2 separate regions of the Homo sapiens genome follow, and region 1 is linked to region 2. A link is an interaction called in ENCODE POLR2A ChIA-PET data of the cell type or tissue named here. Cell type or tissue: HepG2. All regions are shown on one strand. Links, peaks and the distances in the headings refer to the core of each region. The heading gives the core; the rest is flanking DNA.

The links. ChIA-PET counts read pairs that join two places held together with the same protein. Peaks named below come from ENCODE experiments on the same cell type or tissue, not always from the same donor. Only the 100,000 strongest peaks of a DNase experiment are listed, where the experiment ranks them.
Region 1: POLR2A ChIA-PET joins it to region 2 with 6 read pairs; 8 of 35 experiments call an interaction of 5 or more read pairs at or near these places.

The regions. Positions count from the first base shown.
Region 1 is chr9:112,336,830-112,346,471 of GRCh38, reverse strand. It overlaps a transcript of PTBP3 not described here. Among named protein-coding and RNA genes, the nearest start is that of PTBP3, 8.0 kb to the right of the region's middle. RefSeq lists a cis regulatory region at 8,680-8,693 and enhancers at 8,614-8,758, 8,437-8,936. In HepG2, for the core only: no CTCF peak of the experiment used is centred there; a DNase peak (open chromatin) is centred at 4,611.
Region 2 is chr9:112,148,485-112,158,126 of GRCh38, reverse strand. It overlaps SUSD1 (sushi domain containing 1), which reads left to right. Exons shown (of 17, transcript NM_022486.5): 2 at 514-627; 3 at 8,728-8,883. Among named protein-coding and RNA genes, the nearest start is that of SUSD1, 22 kb to the left of the region's middle. In HepG2, for the core only: no CTCF peak of the experiment used is centred there; no DNase peak of the experiment used is centred there.

The DNA of each region.
Region 1 (9,642 bases), core at 3,381-5,880, 190 kb before region 2:
TTGCCGGCCAGGTGTGGTGGCTCATGCCTGTAATCCCAGCACCTTGGGAGGCTGAGGCAGGTGGATCACCTGAGGTCAGGAGTTCGAGACTCACCTGGCCAACATGGAGAAATGCCACCTCTACTAAAAATACAAAAATTAGCTGGGCATGGTGGCACGCACCTTTGTCCCAGCTACTCGGGAGGCTGAGGCAGGAGAATCGCTTGAACCCAGGAGACAAAGGTTGCAGCAAGCTGAGATCACGCCACTGCACTCCGGCCTGGGCCACAGAGCAAGACTTCGTTTCAGAAAAAAGGAAAAAAAAGAAAAAAGAAAAGAAAGTTTTTATATTTGCCAAGATCTCCTCACGCCTGTAATCCCAGCACTTTGGGAGGCCAAAAAGGGTGGATTACCTGAGGTCAGGAGTTCAAGACCAGCCTGGCTAACATGGCGAAACCCCGTCTCAAAAATTAGCTGGGCATGATGGCGGGCACCTATACTCCCAGCTACTTGGGAGGCTGAGGCAGGGAGAATTGCTTGAACCTGGGAGGTGGAGGTTACAGTGAGCCGAGATCATGCCACTGTACTCCAGCCTGGGCAACAGAGCGAGACTCTGTCTCAAAAAGAAAAAAAAAAAGAAAATTTGTCTATTCCTATGGCAATACTACATTTTTTCTTGATTATTTGACTTCATGATATACAAATTTTAATATTAGATAGAGCTAGTCCCCACATTATTATTCTTTAAGACTGTCTGAGCTATTCTAGAAGTCATTTATTTTTAATTTTTATATTTAAATTTACTTTTTTTTGGCCAGGTGTTGTGGCTTACGCCTGTAATCCCAACATTCTGGGAGGCCAATGTGGGTGGATCGCTTGAGGTCTGGAGTTCAAAACCAGCCTGGCCAAATGGTAAAACCCCAACTCTACTGAAAAAAAAAATACAAAAATTAGCTGGGCATGGTGGTGTGCTCCTGCGGTCCCAGCTACTGAGGAGGCTGAGGCACAAGAATCACCTGAACCCAGGAGGTGGAGGCTGCAGTGAGCTGAGATCACTCCACTGCACTCCAGCCTGGGTGACAGAGTAAGACTCTGATCTCAAAAAAAAAAAATTTTTTTTCCTTTTTTTTTTTTTTTTTTTTTTTTTTTTTAGAGATGAGGGTCTTACTCTGTCTCTCAGGCTGAAGTACAATGGCACACAATCACAACTCGCTGTCACCTGGAACTCTTTGGGCTCAAGTAATCCTTCTGCCTCAGCCTCCCAAGGAGTAGCTGGTGGGACTACATGTGTGTGCCACCATGCTTAGCTCATTTAAGTTTACCATTTTAACCATTTTAAAGTATATAGCTCTGTGGCAGTGGTATTATTTTCATTATTATTATTATTTTTGCTGTGCAATGGTGTCATCTCGGCTCACCGCAACCTCCGCCTTCCCAGTTTAAGCAATTCTCCTGCCTCAGCCTCCCGAGTAGCTGGGACTACAGGTATGTGACACCACACCCGGCTAATTTTGTATTTTTAGTAGAGATGGGGGTTTCTCCATGTTGGTCATGCTGGTCTCGAACTCCCGACCTCAGGTGATCCACCCGCCTCGGCCTCCCAAAGTGTGGAATTACAGGTGTGAGCCACCGTGCCTGGCTAGCCATTTTTAAATAATATTATCTAATTGTTTTTGTGGTATATAGAAATGCAACTAATTTTCATATGTTAATCTTATACCCAGACTTCTTATTAAACTCTCTCATTAATTTTTTTCTTTTGCATTAATTTTAAAACTTTTGATATACTTTTGAATTTTCTACATAGATAATCATATCAGCTGCAAATAATGGCAACTTATTTTTCCTTTCCAATATTCATATTGTTTTAGCAGGTTTTCTGTTGCTATAACTGAATACCTGAGACTGGATAATTTATAAAGAAAAGAGATTTATTTAGCTTGCAGTTCTGGAGGCTGGGAAGTCAAAGACTGGACAGCTGCATCTGGTGGGGGCCTTGTGCTCCTTTATAGCATGGCAGAAAAGGGAAGGAATTATGTGGCAAGAGAGGAAGCAAAAGAGAGCCAAAGAAGCCCAATTTGCTTTATAACAACCTGTTCTTGTGATAACTAATGGATTCTTGAGTATTAATTGGCTACAACAAGAATGGCATTAATTCCCCCTAATGACCTAATCACCCCCTAACGGTCCCCATCTCCCAACACTGCCACAATGATAATCAAATTTCAACATGAGTTTCAGAGAGGACAAATACTATTTAAACTGTAGCATATATATTTTATTTCTGTTTCTTGTCTTACTGCACAAGAACTAAGGTATAATACTTAATAGAAGCTTAAACAAAAGGCCCAAAACATAAATAAAAAAAGATTGATAAATTTTACCTTTTAAAATTAAAATGAAAAGTTTTTGTTTATCAGAAGACACCATAAAGAAAAGCAAAAGAGAAGCAACATACTGGATGAAGAACTGTCTGCAAATATTGTCAGAAAAAAAAATGTGTGTGTGTAGCTCCTGCAAACCAATAAGTAAAGAATGTATAGTCAAATATGAAAAAAAATGGGTAAAATATATGAACAGGTACTTTACTGAAGGAGATTTATCAATGAATGGCCAATAACATGTGAAATGAAATTCAATTGCATTAATGAAATGAAATGAAAAATGAGGGCATGTAAGATTTTTTCTTTTTTTTTTTTTTTGAGATAGAGTCTTGCTCTGTTGCCCAGGCTGGGGTGCAATGGCCTGGTCTCAGCTCACTGCAAACTCCGCCTCCTGGGTTCAAGCGATTTTCCCTGCCTCAGCCTCCCAAGTAGCTGGGATTACAGGCGCCACCACCACACCCAGCTAATTTTTTGTATTTTTAGTAGAGACGGGGTTTCACCATGTTGGCCAGGCTGTTCTCAAACTCCTGGCCTCAGGTGATCTGCCCACCTCGGCCTCCCAAAATGCTGGGATTACAGGTGAGAGCCACCACGCCCAGCTGCATGTAAGATATTTTAAACTGACTGCTTGACAAAATTTTTAAAGTTGGATAATACCAGTTGAGGATATGAGCTAACGCTTGTAGTGGTAGTGAAAACTGGTAAAAAGCACTTTGAACTAAAAATACAAAAATTAGCCGGGTGTGGTGGCAGGCACCTGTAATCCCAGCTACTGGGGAGGCTGAGGCAGGAGAATCACTTGAACCCGGGAGGCAGAGGCTGCAGTGAGCTGAGATCACACCATTGCACTCCAGCCTGGGTGACGAGAGCGAAACTCAGTCTCAAAAAAAAAAAAATTGTTCAGAGTGTATCTGAATAACCACTGTCCAGATTCCCCTAATGTTAACATTTTGCGTGCAAGTAACTTTTTTACTTTCTGTCCTCAAAATGAGCCTCAAGATACTCTAGGCTCATCCTGCATTTTCCCCGATCCAGCCCTGGAACCAACAACTTCTCTGAGGAGTCTTGGTTCCTTTTTTATCAGCCAATGGTGTCTAGAAACTAAGATATGGGCAATGCTGGGCATGGTGGTGCACACCTGTAGTCCCAGCTACTCAGGAGACTGAAGTGGGAGAATTACTTGAGCATGGGAGTTTGAGTTCAGTCTGGGCAACATAGTGAGACTGCCCACCCCCGCCCCCACAAAAAAAGTTACTGTGATGTCATTGTTTGGTCCTTGATCCTCTCAATAGGTAGAACTTGTAAACAAAAGTATATATATCAGCCCATGCCTACACGTTTATTTTTAATCTCTCTTTCTTCTTCTTCTTCTTCTTCTTTGTTTTTCTTTCTTGAGACGGAGTCTCGCTCTGTCGCCCAGGCAGGAGTGCAATGGTGCAATCTCGGCTCACTGCAACCTCTGCCTCCTGGGTTCAAGTGATTCTTCTGCCTCTGCCTCCTGAGTAGCTGAGATTACAGGTGTGTGCCACCATGCTCGACTACTTTTTGTATATTTAGCAGAGATGGGTTTCACCATGTTGGCCAGGCTGGTCTCGAACTCCTGACCTCAAGTGATCCGCCCACTTCGGCCTCCCAAAGTGTTGGGATTACAGGCGTGAGCCACTGTGTCCAGTCTAACCTCTTATATTATATGTTATAGAGTATATTCAGGCTTCTGTGAAGACGACTGTATTAGTCAGTGTTCTCTAGAGAGACAGAACCAATGGGATACACACACACGCAGAGACATATGAGAGGAGACTTATGGAGGCCAAGTTCCATGATAGGCCATCGGCAAGCTGGAGAACCCAAGAAGCCAGTAATGCGGCTCTGTCTAAGTCCAAATCCAAAGGCCTGAGAAACTAGAAGGCTGCTGGTGCAAGTCCTGGAGTCCAAAGGCTGGAGAACTTGGAGTTCTTATGTCTAAGGGCAGGAAAAGAACAGTGTCCCAGCTCCAGAAGAGAGAAAACTTGCCTTTCCTCTGCCTTTTTTTTCTATCCAGGCCCTCAGCCAATTGGATGATGCCTGCCCACATTGGGTGAGGGCAGATCTTCCTCATTCAGTCCACTGATGCAAATGCCAATCTCTTCCAGAAACACCCTCACAGCACACCCAGAAATAATGCCTTACCAGCTATCTTGTTGTCTCTTAAAGCAGGCAAGTTGACACCTAAAATTAGCCATCACAGGGACCTAGTCATTCTAAAGGAATTCAGGGAAAACAAACCAAACCAAATGTGGATATTTAGCAGAACTATGTAAAGAATTTTGTGAAGTTTCTGAGAGAAAGCACACCTTACTTGATGGCTATCTACTTATTGGAGTCACTTCACAGTCACTTCCCACTTCACCATCCCCACCAAGTAATTGAAAGATGAAACAAGAATATAAACCATTGATATCTAGACCTACAAGTGACTTAAAAACAAAAACAAAAAAAATCAATAACGCACAGAAAAGCTGAGATGAGATTTGTGAGCCCTCAACTCACACTATTCTTTAGTAAGCTGCAGATCAAAGTAGTACTGCCATCATTCAAAACAAAAACAAAAACAACAACAACACACACACACACACCCAACGAAAAACAAAAACACTTTTCTTGCCGGATACAAACAAGGGAATAAAATTCTACCAGAGGCCAGGCATGGTGGCTCATGCCTGTAATCCCAGCACTTCAAGAGGCCGAGGCAGGCGGATCACTGGAAGTCAGGAGTTCGAGACTAGCCTGGCCAACATGGTGAAACACCATCTCTACTAAAAATACAAAAATTAGCCAGGCATGGTGGTGTGCACCTGTAATCCCAGCTACTCGGGAGGCTGAGGCAGGAGAATCACTTGAACCCAGGAGGTGGAGGTTGCAGTGGGCCGAGCTCACACCACTGCACTCTAGTCTGGGCGACTTGAGACAGACCCTGACTCAACAAACAAAACAAAACAAATTCTAGCAGAGATCTTGCCAAAAACAAAAACAAAAACAAAAAACCCCACAAGAAATCCAAACCAAAACAAAAACACCCAAATGAAGTAGAAGAATATAATATGTAAAAACATGAAAATTACACTTTTAAAGAGGAACAAAAACGGATAAGAAGAAAACATTAGACAAAATACTTCTTTATCCTCTTTGGATAATTAAATATGGAGTCCATGAAACAAGAGATTTTATTTTATTTTATTTATTTTTTTTTTTTGAGACAGAGTTTCGCTCTTGTTGCCCAAGCGGGAGTGCAATGGCGCGATCTCGGCTCACCGCAACCTCCGCCTCCCGGGTTCAAACAATTCTGCCTCAGCCTCCTGAGTAGCTGAGATTACAGGCGTGCACCACTACGCCCGGCTAATTTTGTGCTTTTAGTAGAGACGGGGTTTCTCCATGTTGAGGCTGGTCTCAAACTCCTGACCTCAGGTGATCCACCCGCCTCAGCCTCCCAAAGTGCTGGGATTACAGGCGTGAGCCACTGCACCCGGCCCTAAACAAGAGATTTTAAAACATAGATAAGACAATAACATGACATTTTAAAAAAGCTGGCAGAACAAATGAAAGAGAAGAGGAGAAAACAAAATTATTATGTTATTTAAAAACACGTTAAAATAGCAGGGAATCAAACTAATACTGCAGAAATCTGAACTATGATTGGAGAGAATAGACTTGAGAAAATCATATAAAATATTAAGAAAAAACAAACACAAGACATTAAAGAAAAATATGTAATAGAATGAAGATCTAATAAATAACGAATTGGTAATGCTGAGGAAGAATATAGGGCAAGTTTACCAGAAATACAAATTTAGTATTAATACAATAAACAGTTTCAGAAACAAAAGGAAGATTGTCTTTGCAAGGCACAAGCTGTTTCACATGTTCAATTAATAAAATATTGGCTGCCTATTATGTAGTAGGCATTGTTCTGGTTGCTAAGAACACACCAGCAAAAATTAGCCAGGTGTGGTGGTGGAACATGCCTACAGTTTCCGCTACTCAGGAGGCTTAGGTGGGAGGATCACCTGAGCCTGGAAGGTTGAGGCTGCAGTGAGCCACGATTGCACCACTACACTCCAGCCTGGGTGACAGAGCGATACCCTGTCTCAAGAAAATAAATAAATAAAAAATAAACATGTTTAAATAAATATGAATTTTTATAACATTTAGTGTCATGGTTATAATCCTGATAGAAATTTATATCATTTAAAAATTGGGCTGGGCAGGCAGGGCATGGTGTCTGACACCTGTAATCCCAGCACTTTGGGAGGCTGAGGCGGGCAGATCACCTGATAAGTTAGGAGTTGGAAACCAGCCTGGCCAACATGGCAAAATCCCATTTCTACCAAAAATACAAAAATTAGCTGGGTGTGGTGGGGTGTACCTGTAATCCCAGCTACTTGGGAGGCTGAGGCAGGAGAATCGCTTGAACCTGGGAGGTAGAGGTTGCAGTGAGCCGAGATCATTCCACTGCACAGCAACCTGGGTGACAGAGTGAGACTGTCTCAAAAGAAAAAAAAAAAAGAGTGAAAAGAAAAAAAATAAAAATGGCAAGTAAATAAAGGTAAAGAAAAAAAATAACAACAATCCAAGAGATTTACTTCTAAGTGGGGTCTGGGAGACTTCTAGGTTAAGAAATTCATCCTCAGGATAGAGAGTGGGGGACAACAGTTTTAAGGACAAAAAGAAGTCAATTTTAAAGGGCAATGATGATTCTTAGATCACTGTAGTGATTATCATTCAGATTTTCTTAGCCCCTTAGGATTCACGCCTGTATTTTTTTTTTTTTTTTTTTTTTTTGAGACAGAGTCTTGCTGTGTCAGGCAGACTGGAGTGCAGTGTCACGATCTCAGCTCACTGCAGCCTCAACTTCCTGGGCTCAGGTGATCCTCCCACCTCAGCCTCCTGAGTAGCTGGGCCTACAGGCATGAGCCACCACGCCTGGCTAATTTTTTATATTTTTAGTAGAGACGGCATTTCGCCCTTGCCTAAATCTTAAAGGATGATTTTCTGTGAATTTAAATAAAAAAGGCTGTTTCATTAAAAATTCTGGGAGACACTGGAACCTAGGTGATATAGTATGACAAAAAACAGGGAGAGGAATACTCCCCTTTTCAGAAAAGTGCTCCAGAAAGCCCAATGCAACTTTGGCATGGGCTGGCAAATTATACTATAGGACAGTGACAAGGGACAGCACCTTCAGCATAGACATGAGTCCTCTGTGCCAGGCACTGGCCATATTAAGAACTTCATGTGGAGATGATTACATCAGGGCCAGGCATGGGATGACAAAAATGGACGTGATTCATAGCTGCTGAGAAGTCAGTGAGCATGTAGGAGACACTTACATGCCGCCTCTTCAAATAGTTGGGAAGGACTTTGAAGAAAGGCTCATAATTCAACAGACTGGGCAGAGTCGGTCAGAGTCAGTGTGTGTCAGCTGTTACAACCTTATTTGACTACCAAGGTGATACAGCCTGAAAACTATAAATTATACTCACATGCCATTTTGCTTAAGCCTTTGATGTTTGTTATTGTTTAATTATTGAACAAATAACAACAAATATTAAGGGAACACTCAGCCAAGGTTTCTTTATTTTGAAATAATTGTAGATTCACAGGAAATTTAAAAAATAAGTACAAAGAGGTCCTGTGTACCCTTCAACCAGTTTCCCCCAATAGTAACATCTTAGTAACTGTATTACACTATTAAAAGCAGCACACAGACACAGTGCAATCCATAACTTCTCTTCAGATTTTGTCACTTTTTCATGCATGTGTTTATCTAAAGTTCTATGCAATTTTATCATGTGTAGATTTGTATAACCACCCCATAATCAAGACACAGAACTGTTTTATTACCACAAATATCCCCGTTCTTACTCCCTTGTAGTCACAGTTGTCTGTATCCTCTTCCATCTGCTCCCACCCTCTTCCTAATCCTTGGTAACCACTAATCTGTTCTCCATCTCTATAATTTTGTCATTTTGAGGATGTTATAGAAATGGAATCATACAGCATGTAACCTTTTGAGATTGGCTTTTTTCATTTAGTATAATTTCAGATGTTTCTGTTTTGGGAAATGCAATGTTAATTATGATGATTTTGTATTTGTCATGGGATAGAATGATATTAAAATGTCCAGCTTCCTAGATTCACCTAATAGCTGGTATTATTTCTGACTTATTTGGCATCTTTGTATTATTTTATATATTAAGAAGTCTTACCTGTAAACAGAAATAGGGTTATGTTGGTTAAATGTTAACTAACCACTGCCTACTGGAATGCCTTAAGGCAAGTGTTCAAAGGTTACATGTTGTCCAAAGATAATCGTGATGGGGGTGGTGTCTCTCATCAGAAAAAGGTGTGTCAGGGGAATTTCTTAGTCAAATCAGAACAAAAACACAAGAGAAAATGTTAGAAAAATTATAAACTAAATTATTTGTATCTGTCTTCCTTTTCAAAGCACAGAGCAATTAGCAAATAGAGAAAATGTAACTCTCTTCACTATCAAGAAGCCAGTATATAGAACCCATCAGTTTCAGGTCAAACCAGGTCATGTAGGTGATATCTGAGATATCTGATTCCAGAAACTTCTGTGGAGATGATAGAAAGCTGTGGCTCTTCCACATCATGTAGGCTATGGGAACAGTTAGGTTTCTCAAAGTGGTTCTTGAGGAGCTAAACTCTATGCTACCTACTATTTTTGAATCAAAGTGACTCACAAACCCATGGAGCTTAATCTATAAGTTCTTTGAATTGGCCAGGCACGGTGGCTCACGCCTGTAATCCCAGCACTTTGGGAGGTGGAGGCAAGCAGATCACTTGAGGCCAGGAGTTTGAGACCAGCCTGGCCAACACAGTGAAACCCCATCTCTATGAAAAATACAAAAATTGGCTAGGTGTGGTGGTGCACGCTTCTAATCCCAGCTACCAGGGAGGCTAAGGCAGGAGAATTGCTTGAACCTGGGAGGCAGAGGTTGCAGTGAGCTGAGATCGCGCTACTGCACTCCAGCCTGGGTGAGAGAGCAAGCCTCTGATTCCAAACAAACAAACAAACAAACAAAAAGTTCTTTGAATTTAGAACCAAGGGGCAGGGGAAAGAGTTAAGGCTTCACCTTTTTTGTTGTAAACTGTTTTCTGTTTTCTTATATCTAGGCTTCTGTTGTAAAGCTGGACATTGAGTATTTAGGAAATGCCAAACAGTTTTGTTAATTTCAGTCAGGTGCACTGTTTTTACATTGCAGACTTCTCGGAATTA
Region 2 (9,642 bases), core at 3,732-6,231:
TGTGGCCTAGCTCGGTGGCTCACGCCTGTAATCCCAGTACTTTAGAAGGCCAAGGTGGGTGGATTGCTAGAGCTCAGGATTTCGAGACCAGCCTGGGCAACATGGCAAAACCCTGTGTCTACAAGAAAAAAAAAAATTAGCCAGGTGTGGTGATGTGTGCCTATAGTCCCAGCTACTTGGGAGGCTGAGGTGGGAGGTTCACCTTCTCCCAGGAGGTTGAGGCTGCAGCGAGCTGTGATTGTACCACTGCACTCCAGCCTGGGCAACAGAGCAAGACCATGTCTTGAAAAAAAAAAAAAAAAGAAAGAAAGAAAGACATTGCCACACAGAGGAAGAGATTTGCACTTTATTCTGTGAGAAATAAACAGCCACTGAAGGTTTTTAAGGATGAGACTAGGTGTGTCCTGTGTTATTTTGGTCTTCAAATTTTGGTTCTTCGTTGTAAATGTCCACTAACTACATGTGTCTCATCTTGCATTTTTCTTTTTCTGAAACATACAATTTATGATTCAGGTTTAGACGTCTGTGCCACTTGCCATGAACATGCCACATGCCAGCAAAGAGAAGGGAAGAAGATCTGTATTTGCAACTATGGATTTGTAGGGAACGGGAGGACTCAGTGTGTTGGTAAGTTCTGAACTCTGGGTTAAGTTGAAAAGCTGAATCGAGAAACAAGATTCTCTTGTATTAAAGAGTTGATGTCCTTGGGGAAAAACATTGTTATTTTGTTCACATGTTTTTATTATGAGAAGTTTTGTCAATTATAATAAGTCTTTGTTTTAGTGTTTGGATACATTCTTTCTCTAGTGTTTCCAAGATAGTATTCCTCATGTTAGAGGTCATTGAACTTGAATCTCTGGAAACTCTGGGACCTAACACAAATTTGACATCTGTTTCAAGTCTTAAGTTTAACTTCACAACTCAAGTGAATATTGCATTGCTTAATTTCTCTGGTTATTTTGATATAAAACTATATTAGTACTATGAGGAAAAACAAAACAATTTGCCATTGGACTTTATGGTTAATTGGTAAAATACTGTTGCTTTGGGTCTTATGTCTGTCAGAATTCATCCTCCAAATTTTTGGTAGTTGTGATACTTTTAGGGACTTAGATGACTTAAAGGAACTCAAAGCCCTTTAGGTTAGAAGCATCTGAAACTATTTTTTGCCTCATGATATCCACCATGCCATGACAGTCAGACAATATCCAGGTTCAAGCTCAATTCAGAGAGAGGGAGACTTTCACAACAATTTTACAATAGTAAATGTTGCAATAATCTTCCAATTTCCTCCCAGCAACCTTGTTATATGCATTAAAAATATTGATGGTTTTACCTTACAGTTGTGGATAGATGGTATATACAGCCTTGTTGTGATATCTTTGTGTGCTTTTTTTCTCCCTAAAGAAAAATAACAGCGAGGTACTGAGCCTCGATCTTGTAATCCCAGCTATTCTGGAGGCTGAGGTGGGAGGATCACTTGAGGCCAGGAGTTTGAGACCAGCCTGGGCAGCATAGTGAGACCCCCATATCTAAAAAAAGTTTTTTTTAAATTAGCCACATGTGGTGGCACATGCCTGTACTTCCAGGTATTTGGGAGGCTGAGGCAGGAGGATGCCTTGAGCCCAGGAGTTCGAAGCTTCAGTGAGTATTTTTTTTTTTTTTTGAGATGGAGTCTCACTCGTCGCCCAGGCTGGAGTGCAGTGGTGCGATCTTGGCTCACTGCAGCCTCCGCCTCCGAGGTTCAAGTGATTCTCCTACTTCAGCCTCTTGAGTAGCTGGGATTACAGGTATGTGCCACCATGCCCAGCTAATTTTCGTATTTTTAGTAGAGACTGGGTTTCACCATGTTGGGCAGGCTGGTCTCGAACTCCTGACCTCGTGATCCACCAGCCTTGGCCTCCCAAAGTGCTGGGATTACAAGCGTCAGCCACTGCGCCCGGCCAGTGAGTTTTTTTTTTTTTTACCTTTATTTTATTTTTAGAGACAAGGGCTTTCTGTTTCCCAGGCTGGAGTACAGTGGCATGATCATAGCTCACTGCAACCTTGCTGCCACACCCAGCTAAGCTAGTGTTTTTCTTTCTTCTTCTCTTCCTTCTCTCTCTCTCCCTTCTCTCTCTTTCTTTCTTTCTCTCTTTCTTTCTTTCTCTCTCCTTTCCTTCTTTTCCTTCCTTCCATCCTTCCTCCTTCTCTTCCTTCTTCTTCCTCCTCCTCTTCTTTCTTTTCTCCTTCTCCCTCTCTCCTTCTCCTTCTTCCTCTTCCTCTTATTCTTCTTCCTCTTCTTCTTCATTCTCTTCTTCCTTTTCTTCTTCCCCTTCTTCATTTTTAGTAGATACAGGGTCTCACTACATTGCCCGGGGTGGTCTTGAGCTCCTGGGCTCAAGTGATCCTCCTGCCTCAGCTTCCTAAAGTGCTGGGATTATAGGTATGAGCCACCGCACCTGGCCACCACTGCACTCCAGTCTGGGCGACAGAACAAGATCCCATCTCTTAAAAATAAAAAAAAGAAACTAAAAACAAACAAACAAAAAAACCAAAAAAAAATCCCCACTGAGTCTTGTCTTCAAAAAGTCACCTTTCACTTTGCAGACACAAGCTTTTACAGTCACCCACCATTGCCCATTCTGCAGGCTGGAGTGAAGCCTTCTTTGACTCTTGTTTTTTAGGTTTCTACCCATGAGAAGTTTGGCTACCCTGCAGTCTGAGGCTCCAGGGGGAATTTCTCCTAATGCTTCTCACCCTCCCGTTCCTCACCCGCACTTGCTAGCAGTGAGATAGAAATGAAGTTGAGAAGAATGGATAAATTTTTCTGTTCACTTCCCAAAGGAATTCCTCCTCCCATGGGTGCTAGCTTGCCCTTTGACTTTTTTTTTTTTTTGATGGCGTCTCCCTCGGTCACCCAGACTGAAGTGCGGTGGTGCGATCTTGGCTTACTGCAACCTCTGCCTCCTGGGTTCAAGTGATTCTCCTGCCTCAGCCTCCCGAGTAGCTAGGATTACAGGCGGGCACCACCACGCCCGGCTAATTTTTGTATTTTTAGTAGAGACGAGGTTTCACCATGTTGGCCAGGCTGGTCTTGAACTCCCGACCTCAGGTGATCTGCCTGCCTCAGACTCCCAAAGTGCTGGGATTACAGACGTGAGCCACCGCACCTGGCCCTGCCCTTTGATTTTTGAACAAAGAAACTCCTCTTAATGGGCAGAAAGGGCTTTATTAATTTATGTGGTACTACTCCCAGGCACTAGGCACTGTGCATCCCGATGCTTGGCCTGCTGAGACTTTGCCTTACATAGATTGCAGGCAAGGTTATACATGTGCCAGAGGTGCTATAACATGGTATTAAGCCTAGGGTCTTGAGAATTCTAGACGCCTCTGCAAACCGAAATGTCCCTTCCAGTGAGGTCCACAGAGGAGGCCTGTCTCAAAAACAACAGCAAAGGACAGGAATATTCCATTTTATGGACAGCTGGACTTGTTTCTAAAACCACTGGATAGTGTTCTGTAACCTAGGACGGACACTTGGCCTAACTATGGCTTGAGAGTCTGCTCTGTCTCTCTAAGCTCTTATGCAGATCTCCCCAAAGATAGTTTTTTTTGTTTGTTTGATTTTCTTTCAGACAGGGTCTCACTCTGTTGTCCAGGCTGGAGTGTAGTGGTGTGACCATGGCTCACTGCAGCCTCGACCTCCCAGGCTCAAGTGATCTTCCTGCCTCAGCTCCTGAGTATCTGGGACTACAGGCACACACCACCACGTGCAGCTAATTTTTCTCTCTCTTTTTTTTTTTTTTTTTGTGTGTGTGTGTGGAGGTGGGGTTTTGCCATGTGGCCCAGGCTGGTCTTGAACTACTGGGCTCAAGTGATCTGCCTGCCTTGGCCTCCCAAAGTGCTGGGATTACAGGTGTGAGCTACTGCACCTGGCCCCACTGATAGTTTTAATATGGTGAATCATGTTCCAAAGCCAATTACATTTTACAAAGGTAATACAGTCATGTGCCATATAACGATGTTTTGGTTAATGATAGACCGAATATACAACAGTGGGCCCATAAGATTATATAATGGAGCTGAAAAATTCCTATCACCTAGAGATGTCGTAGCTGTCATAATGTTATAACACAATGCATTATGTGTTTGTAGTGATGCTGGTATAAGCAAACCTACTGTGCTGCCAGTTGTATAAAAGTATAGCACATACAATAATGTATAGTACATAGGCCAGGCATGGTGGGTCATGCCTGTAATCCCAGCACTTTTGGAAGCCAAGGCAGGAGGATCACCTGAAGCCAGGAGTTCAAGACCAGCCTGTCCAACATGGTGAAACCCCATCTCTACTAAAAATACAAAAATTAGCCAGGCATGGTGGCAGGCGCCTGTAATCTCAGCTACTCAGGAGGCTGAGACAGGAGAATTGCTTGAACCCAGGAGGCAGAGGTTGCAGTGAGCCGAGATCGCGCCATTGCACTCCAGCCTGGGTGACAAGAGCAAAACTCCGTCTCAAAAAAAAAAAAAAAAAAGTATAGTATGTAATACTTGAAAATGACAATAAATGATTATATTACTGGATTATGTATTTGCTATATGTTTTATCATTATTTTAGAATGTACTCCTTCTACTTATTAAAAAAAACTTAACTACTAAACAGCCTCAGGCAGGTCTTTCAGGATGTATTGCAGAAGAAAGCATTGTTATCATAGGAGATGACAGCTCCATGTATGCTCTTGCCCTTGACAACCTTCCAGTGGGACAAGATGTGGAAGCGGAAGACAGTGATAACATGATCCTGACCATGTGTAGGCCTAAGCTATTGCCTAAGCTATTGTGTGTGTGTGTGTTTGTGTCTTAGAATTTTTTTTTTTTTTTAGCCAGGGTCTCACTTTGTCACCTGTGTTGGAGTGCAGTGGTGTGATCTCGGCCCACTACAGCCTCAGCCTCCTGGGCTCAAGTGATCCTTCCACCTCGGCCTCCCAAGTAGCTGAGACTACAGAGGCAAACCACCACATCAGGCTAATTTTGTTTATTTTTTGCAGAGACAAGGTCTCATTATGTTGCCCAGGCTCTTCTTGAACTCCTGGGCTCAAGTGATCCTCTTGCCTTGGCCTCCCAAAGTGCTGAGATTACAGATGCAAATCACTGTGCCTGGCCTGTGTCTGAGTTTTTAATAAGAAAGTTTAAAAAGTAAAAACATTTTTTTTCCAATTAAAAAATTAGCCAGGTGTGGTGGCAGGTACCTGTGGTCCTAGCTATTCAAGAAGTCGAGGCAGGAGGATCCCTTGAGCCGAGGAGGTTGAGGCTGCAGTGAGCTATGGTCACACCACTGCACTCCAGCCTTGGTTATGATGCAAGACCCTGTTTACAAAAAAAAAAAAAAAAAAAAGATTAAAAAAAATAATAGAAGAAAAAAGCTAATAAAAGGCTGGATGTGGTGGCTTATGCCTGCAATCTAATCCCAGCACTTTGGGACGTGGAGGCACAAGGAATCCTTGAGGCCAGGAGTTCGAGATGAGTCTGAGCAACATATTGAGACCCCTCCATCTGTACAAAAAAAAAAAAAAAAAATTATCCAGGCACAGTAGCAGTCACCTGTGGTCCTAGCTACTCAGGGAGGTTGGGGTGGGAGAATCACTTGAGCTTAGGAGGTTGAGGTTGCAGTGAGCTATGATCACACCACTGCACTCCAGTCAGGGTGACAGAGCAAGACCCTGTCTCCAGAAAAAAAACAAAAAACAAAAAAAACCATATAGAATTTCATATAAAGAAACAAAAAAAAATTCTTCGTACAGCTGTAGAATGTGTTTGTATTTTAAGTTAAGCATTATTACAAAAGAGTCAATAAGTTAAAAAAATTGAAAAGTTTAAGTAAAAAAGCTACAGTAAGCTAAAGTTAATTTATTATTGAAGAAAGATCCCTTTTTTTTTTTTTTTTGAGACAGAGTCTCACTCTGTCACCCTGGCTGGAGTGCAATGGCGCGATCTCGGCTCACTGCAACCTCCGCCTCCTGGGTTCAAATGATTCTCCTGCCTCAGCCTCCCAAGTAGCTGGGATTACAGGCGTGCACCACCACAACTGGCTAATTTTTGTATTTTTTTTTTTGAGATGGAGTTTTGCTCTTGTTGCCCAGGCTGGAGTGCAATGGCGCGATCTTGGCTCACTGCAACCTCTGCCTCCCAGGTTCAAGCAATTCTCCTGCCTCAGCCTCCTGAGTAACTGAGATTACAGGCATGTACCACTGTGCCCGGCTAATTTTGTATTTTTAGTAGAGACGGGGTTTCTCCATGTTGAGGCTGGTCTTGAACTCCTGACCTCAGGTGATCCGCCCACCTCAGCCTCCCAAAGTGCTGGGATTACAGGCATGAGCCACCGCACCCGGCCTAATTTTTGTATTTTTAGTAGAGACGGGGTTTCACCTTGTTGGCCAGGATGGTCTTGAACTCCTGACCTCAGGTGATCTGCCTGCCTTGGCCTCCCAAAGTGCTGGGATTACAGACGTGAGCCACTGTGCCCGGCCAAGAAAGATACTTTTTTTTTTTTGAGATGGAATTTCACTCTTGTTGCCCAGCTGGAGTGCAATGGCATGATCTCTGCTTGCTACAACCTCCACTTCCCGGGTTCAAGCAATTCTCCTGCCTCAGCCTCCTGAGTAGTTGGAATTACAGGTGCCCGCCATTATGCCCAGCTAATTTTTGTATTTTTAGTAGAGATGGGGTTTCACCATGTTGGCCAGGCTGGTCTCGAACTCCTGACCTCAGGCGATCCTCCTGCCTCAGCCTCCCAAAGTTCTGGGATTACAGGTGTGAACCAACGTGCCTGGCCAAGAAAGATACTTTTATAAATTTAGTGTAGCCTATGTGTACAGTGTTTAGAAAGTTTACAGTAAGGCTGGATGTGGTGGCTCACACCTGTAATCCCTTTGGGAGCTCTTTGGGAGGCTAAGGTGGGAGGATCCCTTAAGGCCAGGAGTTTGAGACCAGCCTGGGCAACATAGTGAGAGCTGATCTCTACAATTAGAAACTAGAAATTAACTGGGCACGATGGCTTGTGCCTGTAGTGCTAGCTGCTCCTAGCCCCAGGAGGCTGAGGCAAGAGGATTGCTTGAGCCCAGGAGTTCAAGGCTGCAGTGAGCTATGATCGTGCCAGTGCAATTTAGCCTGGGTGACAGAGGGAGACCCTGTCTCTATATAAAAATAAAAGTCTACAGTCATGTATCATAACGTTCTAGGCCTTCCTATTCACTCACTCACTGACTTACCTAGAGCAGCTTCCAGTCCTGCAAGTTCCATTTCATGGTAAGTGCTCTCTAGAGATGTATCAGTTTTTTACATTTTATACTGTATTTTTACTGTACCACTTCTATGTTTAGATATATTTAGATACACTAATACTTCCCACTGTGTTACAGTTGCCTACGGTATTCAGTACAGTAACATGCTATACAGGTTTCTAGCCTAGGAGCACTACACTCTACCATATAACCTAAGTGTGTAGTTGGCTATGCCATTTAGGTTTGTGTAAATACACCCTATGATGTTCCCACAATCATGAACTTGCCTAATGACACAATCCTCAGTATGTGTCCCCATCATTAAGTGACATATGACTGTAAAATAAAAATAATAATAAAAAACCCACCCAGATCTTCTGGAGGGTACTTTTGGTTGAATAAGAATTGAGTGCAATTGTGAGAGGCCATTAAACGGATATGAGGGGCCCACTGGTGAAATAAAACACGAAGTAACAAACAAGCTACAAATTCATAAGTTGATGATTTTTCTCCCAAAAAAAGCTAACTGTGTAGATCAGCTCTAAAAGGATGCATAAACAATTTGGTCACAGGAGTTTCCTCTTAAATTAGAGGGTTAGGCAGAGTCAGCAAACTATGGCCCATGGGCCAAGTTCGACCTGCTGCCTGTTTCTGTAGGTGGAGTTTTACTGGTACGTAGCATTGCTTGGTAGTTTACCTGTTGTCTACAGCTGCTTTCGTGCCCATGAGCACAGGTGAGTTGTTGCAACAGATACTGTGAGAAAAAGTTTGCTGACCCCTGAGCTAGAGGGCAGAGATGAGAGGGAGATTTACGTTCATTTTGCATCTTTCACTTTCATATTATTCAATGAAAAACACTCTGGGCAAGCTTCTGGGGACTCATCGAGCATCCATGTTCCAGGCCTCTGCACTGAGGGACTAACATTATTCACCACAGGTCATTGACCATTAGCATGAGCTATTCCTGCTTCTGCATTAGCCCTGCTCCGGATGAGGCTGCAGCACTAATTCCATTGTGTTTCTTGGTAGTTCAGAAGGAAGAAATTTTCCAGTTAATCACTGGCTGTAAAGTCACCCTACCCTGGCTTTCATGGAAAACCATGAGAATGGCTGAACTGGAAAAGGGGAATTCTGCTGGTTTGTTTCCGTGGGCCTCTGAAAAGATCTTTTTAAGCTTGGAAAAGTTCAAAGAGAACCCTCTTCTCCCAATCTTCAAATCAGACGGATTGCCAGATTGAGGTGTTGTGTTTCTCTTGGGGTTTCATACACTCCTGGCACATAACTACGAGGGGCCCAGGTCCTGTAGTCTGGGGAGCATCGTGAAAGGAGAAGAGGCTGGAGAAATAGATCACTAAGGTGTGGTCACAGAACGTTGGTTCCCGAGTCCATAGCATGGGAGGACAGTCTGGGCTGTTGAAGTCGGTGTGGATTGATAGCTCTTCCGGTGCCTTGTCTGTGTGTCAACAGATAAAAATGAGTGCCAGTTTGGAGCCACTCTTGTCTGTGGGAACCACACATCTTGCCACAACACCCCCGGGGGCTTCTATTGCATTTGCCTGGAAGGATATCGAGCCACAAACAACAACAAGACATTCATTCCCAACGATGGCACCTTTTGTACAGGTACTCAAGAAGGGGGCTGCGGTGTTGACAATTGGCGATGGCAGGATAGTATCTGGGCTGTGTATTTGTTAATATTAGGGAATTAATGTTAGTTTTGTTAGATGGCATAATGGTATTGTGGTATATAGGATAATATTCTTATTTTGGGAGATGCATGCTGAGGTATCTAGGGGTGTTATGATGATGTATCTATAATAGTGTTCCTTTAGTCTGTAAGCTACTTTAAATGGCAAAATGTAAACAACGATTGAATCTTGGGGGGATGTGGGTCTATGGGAGTTCATTGTAATATTCTTTTTCTTTCATTGTAATGTTTTGTTTGAACTTTTTTTTTTTTAAGGGGGGGGTCTCACTCTGTTGCCCAGGCTGGAGTGCAGTGGCACAATCTCGACTCTCTGTAACCTCCGCCTCCTGGGTTCAAGCGATTCTCCTGCCTCAGCTTCCTAAGTAGCTGGGATTACAGGCACGCACCACCATGCTCAGCTAATTTTTGTATTTTTGGTAGAGATGCGGTTTTGCCCCATTGGCCAGGCTGGTCTCAAACTCCTGGCCTCAAGTGATCTGCCCGCCTCGGCCTCCCAAAGTGCTGGGATTAGTCATGAGCCACTGCACCTGGCCTGATCGTTTTCATAATGAATAGTGAGGAGGGACTCTCTGGAGATGGTGTGCCTCCTGCAGGTTCCTGTAACCACAGGTCGGGGGTCCTTGGGGTGAGTGGCACTCCTCAGCTCAGAGCACACTAATCTGGGGGCTGGCACC